Linked DNA regions of Homo sapiens: region 2 is linked to region 1. A link is an interaction called in ENCODE POLR2A ChIA-PET data of the cell type or tissue named here. Cell type or tissue: OCI-LY7. All regions are shown on one strand. Each heading gives the region's core, and the rest is flanking DNA. Links, peaks and the distances in the headings are about the cores only. Region 1 overlaps GPC5 (glypican 5). Region 2 overlaps GPC5 (glypican 5).

What was found. Peaks named below come from ENCODE experiments on the same cell type or tissue, not always from the same donor. Only the 100,000 strongest peaks of a DNase experiment are listed, where the experiment ranks them.
Region 2: POLR2A ChIA-PET joins it to region 1 with 5 read pairs; 3 of 35 experiments call an interaction of 5 or more read pairs at or near these places.

What each region holds. Positions count from the first base shown.
Region 1 is chr13:91,646,150-91,649,085 of GRCh38, reverse strand. All of the region lies in intron 2 of GPC5 (glypican 5), which reads right to left. Among named protein-coding and RNA genes, the nearest start is that of GPC5, 250 kb to the right of the region's middle. In OCI-LY7, for the core only: no CTCF peak of the experiment used is centred there; a DNase peak (open chromatin) is centred at 1,545.
Region 2 is chr13:91,453,162-91,456,097 of GRCh38, reverse strand. All of the region lies in intron 2 of GPC5 (glypican 5), which reads right to left. Among named protein-coding and RNA genes, the nearest start is that of GPC5, 56 kb to the right of the region's middle. In OCI-LY7, for the core only: no CTCF peak of the experiment used is centred there; no DNase peak of the experiment used is centred there.

The DNA of each region.
Region 1 (2,936 bases), core at 169-2,668:
GGGTGAAAAGCCCCTTATGAAACCATCAAATCTCATGAGAACTCACTCACTACCATGAGAACAGCGGCATGGGGGTAACCGCTCCCATTATTTGATTACCTCCCACTGGGTCCCTCCCATGACACATGGGGATTATGGGAACTACAATTCAAGATGAGATTTGGGTGGGGACACAGCCATCCCATATTCAGAGTCCACACTCTTGATACCGCACTGTACTGATTCTCAAGTTGTACTGATTCTCATAGTGGGAAGGATGTTTTCCTTTTGCTCTGTCTCCACAGTCCTCACACACAATGCCTGGCACAGGAAAGATGCTCAATAAATTTATGAGAAAATCAATGGTGGTAATATATCTGAGTGTACGTGTGTGTGTGCATGCATGTGTATGTATGTTTTATGGCAAAAAAATCTGTAAGACTATACAGTAAAAAGTTAACAGTAACTATTTCTGGATGCCAGAGTTATAGAAAATTTACTAATTTTTTTGTTTCTGTGAGCCTATACTTTCTACTTTTTACAATAAATATGTTATAAAATAAAATAATAAAAGTAATCTGAAACTTAAAAGGCCTTATGGATCATTGTTTCAAGAAGAATCAATTTATATATATCAAAAAATACAGCTGAATTTTCTGTTGTTTAAGATGTAAGAGTGACAATCTCATATTTTACTTTAGTTTTTAAATGGCACTTAATTCACTTCTCCACTCCAGGAAAAAAAAAACCTGTCTTAATACAATTAAAAACAGTATCATTTTGCTTTTCATGGAAAGATAAACAGTGCCACTCTTCCAATAAATCTTTATGCCCAACACATTGCACATGTGCTCCAGTGTCTAGGATCATGCCTGACATAAAATCAATTTGTAATAAATGTTTGATAAATGAATGAAAAGGCTAAAGGGAAGCATCCTGGAATCAGGATAGCACTGTGTATGCTAAAGTATTTTTCATACTAGCATACAACACTAGTATATAATCTTATTAAGAAGTTCTAAGAAAAAGGGATCACCACTGAGTGAGTAACAATTTAAAGAAAGCAACACAGAGGAGGCTCCTTTAGCAGCAGCAGCAATTACCTTTCAAATTTCATGACTGACTCTGCAATCAGAGAACAGGATTACAGGCTCTCATTATTGGCCTCAAATTTACTTAAGTGTATATGTTTCTTTAGAGGATAGTTGTATAGTCCCTTATACAGTGTGTTAGAAAGAGTCCTCTAGGAAACAGATGCCAAGATGGGAATGACTAATTTGCAAGAATGTTATTAGGGGATGTGCCAATGAAAGAAAATTGAGAGGGAGCCAGGAAATGCTGGCAGAGCTTTCAGACCATGCTACAGGCATGACCCAGGCTGCAGGAGAGAGGAAGGGAGGGTTAGAGGAAAGGTTCTAGTCTGCTGTGTAGTCTAAAGAAGATTCAGCAAAACTGTAAGGGCAGCCTGGAGCCAAAGTCAGTAGTCATGGAAGTCCCGTTTTTCCTAGGAACAGGCCAGACTTAGCATCCCTGCCACATCACAGATGCCCGACAGGGGGCAGCACGGAAAGGTGTGGCCTCAGGAGGAATGCAGAAATGATGTCAGAGCTCTGGGCCTGGGCCCTCAGTCAGGTCAGCTTGCTGGAGTTGGAGGTCTGCAAGGCCATTGCCATCACTACTACACATAGAATGTAAATCTAAAAGGTTCTATTAAATAAAACATTCAGAGATAACTTTTTGTTTTAAATAACGACAAGAAACATCGGTTTAATAACAGGGTCAAGCGTGGAATGTGAAACCTGCTGTCGATGACAGTGCTAACCTATAGAACTTCACCATGCACTTTTTCCATGAAGCAATCAGCATCTTTCATGGCTGATTTATACAGAGGTGCACATTATATTTATTAATGTTTGCCACATGTATACCCTGCACAAAAAAAACAGGGTAAGCCCTTAAATATTACATGAATGAATGCCATAGGTATGTATTTCACACACACACACACACACACACACACACACACACACACACACGCATATATATATTATCCTTAGCAAGTTGTTTCTCTTATAAATATTTTATTTCATTACCTTGTTTTAATATCTTATTTTTAATGGATAATAATGATTTTATGGATGTTATAAAAGATTAAAATAAAGTTAATATTTTCAAAGTGTCTGATGATGACTGATAACTTGAATTACAGAAGCTTCCTAATTCTTCTCCACTTTTACATACATCCACCCATGCTCTGTGACAGACACATGCACACATTCTCATGAATTCTATACCTCTTTGAAGTCTTGTTTCTGATCACATTTATATCCTTTCCCAAACACCTAGATCATGTTGTCTTGTAGAGTAGATTTGGGACTTTTTATATGCTATACCAGAAGCATATATTTAAGGTAGAATCAACCTTTCTATGTCTTTTATGTATCAGATTACCTACCTGCTTGCTGGGCTAACAGTATGTGCTCATTAAATATTTTATTGACTGAAGAAAATAAAGCCATTAAACCATTATGTTAGATCAAGAATTTGCAGTTCTTTATTTCATTTTGTCATTTAAAAAATATAATTTATATTCTTAATTATTTAAAATCATAACAATTTTGGATAGGTATCTAAATGTAGATAACTATATATATAGTATAATCATATTTAATTTTCTGATGTATAAATTATACTGATAACCATAACACAAAATTTATTTCATTGTAAATTTTACATATAACAACAAACAGTAAAAACACATTTCCTTAAATGTTAAAAAAATATATATTTTCATCCAACCATAAGAAGGGTTCCTTTTCCAAATCAGGAATCCTTAAAATGGCTTTAAAATGAATATTTGTTAAAGATAACAGGTTGCATATTTTAGGGAAAGATCAATTTTTAGGGTACTTTGCTTCAAATAACCTGAACCATCTTTTTTCCTAATATAAGGTTTC
Region 2 (2,936 bases), core at 152-2,651, 190 kb after region 1:
ATTATCTCACTATCTGGGGAGGAGAGGAGAGTATCACACAAGAATGGGAGATCTCTGGGCCAGAGAGAATGAGCTGAGAATGGCGGCTTCATGGATTGATGTTGGAGGGCTGAAAAAGACTTGCAAAAATAGAAATCAACATTCAATTTGAAATTATTGAAAGTATGTGGTCTTTAGACTTTGTCTTCCTCTATAATCATCATTTCATAAAAGTTATTTTACACATACATCATGAGTGGGTTGCATGTATATAATGTGTGTGTGTTTTGGGAACTGGAAATTGAGAAAAAAATCATATACAGCTAATATGACAGGAAAGAGGCAGACAACAGCAAATTTTTTAAAAGCAAGGGAGCAGAGGTAGGAGTGACTATGTGACTGCAAGCCTTGGGATGTGCAGAAACTTCGTGGGGAGCTTGGATTTCTATAGCACATAAAAAGAAATTCCAATTACTTTAGTTAAAACTTTAAGATGTAGAAATCCAATGTGATATCTGTACCTAGGACAGAAATTTTAAATACATACAAAATACAACATGGTATACATCCTCTAAGTGTGTACACATGTTGGTATGATTTATTCATAAGGGAAAATAAATAAAATACAAAATAAAGAACTGCATGTGAAGTGATATGCAGACACCCTAATAATCAGAGAGGACCACACATTTAGAAAACAAGATACAACATCATTATCAGTTCAGTAAAACTTTTAAAATTCTGACAATACTTAAGTGTTAGGAAAAATGTGAAAATATGACAATGCACACAAACCACTAGAGTGAGTTTCAATTGGTTTTGCTACTTAGAAGAGCAATTTTAGTAAATATCTAGTAAAGTAAACAAGTGCATAGCCTATAAACCACAATTGTGCTTCTATGTGTGAACCCTGGAGAAACAAGCACTCACGGAGATATCAAGAATGTTCACTGCAACATTTTAAGTGCAAAAATAGGTTACAAATTATTAAAATATCCATCAACAGAAGAATGAATAAACGTCACATATTTATAAAAATGAATTTTATAAATCAAATTAAATGGATAAAAGGGATGGATAGATAGACACACAGATTAATCTCAAAAACATAACTAGTTGTAATCTCCCAAATGTCCTGTCCTTTACTCAACACATAAGTAGCGTTCAAGAGTCATTTCTATGATTCCCTCTGCATAAGATTAAATGAATATAAGCATGGCTGTAGTCCCAGCTCAGGAGGCTGAGGTTGGAGGATTATTTGAGCAACAGAGTTTGAGCCCAGGGGTTTGAGAAATTGAATATCTTATTTTAAAAAGCAGGTGAATCTAGAATGAGAATATAAATATAATTTATGTATTTTCTTCCTTTATGCTAACAGATACTAGCTACTGTTAGGGAAGAAGAAAGGAGGGAAGGAGAGAGAGAATCTCTTGTTTTATTTCACAAGTCTTCTTGCTAAGTATCATTCATTTATTCATGCAGTTCATTTAATTATATTTGCTGAGTATCTGCTCTGAGTTTCAAAAATTAAAAACAAATAGCAAAATGATAAATATCTGATTAAATGTCAATTCATCTAGCCAATAGATGTACAGTTCTTACATTGAAAAGATTTAACTGAAAGTGTATTTAATATAAAATCAAGAACTGTTTCACCAGCTATAAGCAAATTACTGTGCTTGCAAGATGAGATTACCATAGCCATAGGTGATATTATCATAACTATCATCTGTCAGAATTAAAACAACTAAAAGTTTACTTCTTAGAGTTTAAAAAAGAAACTTGGAAAAGTAAACCTGATCTTAGATCTATAGTTAATATTTTTCTACTATTGATATTATTTCATATGAAGCAAGCTTTATTTCCAGCTGAAAAGTAATTTAAGCTCTTGCAACTTTTATCTAGAACAGGAAAATTGCTTGGTTTCTCATAATTAATATAAGCCTGTTGACGCCGATTCAAAAGAAACAATTTTTAACATTGCAGAGATAAAGGACAGTTGAATAAAGACCAATTGCACTGATAGCTGCTGTATTAGATAACACACTAAACCATGCACTGCCTAAAACTGAACAAGGAAAAGAATGCAATCCCATTCAGCATGCCACTGACATAAACACTATCATGTGCCCCTTTATAGTTTAGAAATTAATAAACTAATAAATATGTCGGCATATTAGGAGTCTGAATGATCCAGTAAAAGTATAATGGATTTAACATTTTGACACTGTGTACAATCTAAGTACCTAATGATGCTGGCACCCAGTAGGTGCTCAAAAGATATATTAAATGCATCAACAGAGGAATAAAAGAAAGGAAGAAGGAGGAGGGAGGGAGGAGAGAGGAAATGAATCTCTCATTTTATTTCTGAACCATTTTCTTGCTAAGTACCATTCATTCATTCATTCCTTTATTCATATAGTTAATTTACTTACATTTGCTGTATATCTGCTCTCAGTGCTACACATAGAAATAAGTCTCCCCAACACTACCAGCCTAGGCTGCCTGTTCTCTTAATCTTGATCAAGTAATTCTTAATGTTAAAAATAGCAATACGCCTTTATTCTTCCTAGGAAAAATTTTAAATATAGTCCATTTCTGTAAAGTATAGCTGAAGTGACTTAAATAAGATTAATGTGCTCTATGCTTGATATTGTAACATTTATATAAATCTATTTGTCTTCATATTCATTAATATATTTGAATATTAACTATATCCTGTGTCTTTTGCTATATATATACATATATACTTTAGTTTTACAGTAGCAGCTATACGATAGCTATACACTTTACAGTAACCAGTATCTGTTAGCATAAAGGATAAAAATCCGTAAGTTATATTCATATTCTCAATTCACCTGCTTTTTAAATATATTTAATTTCAAGCATATTCCTACATTTCATTAAAAATAGCAATCATTTTTTAATAAATTCCTGAATCTAACATTTCAACCCCA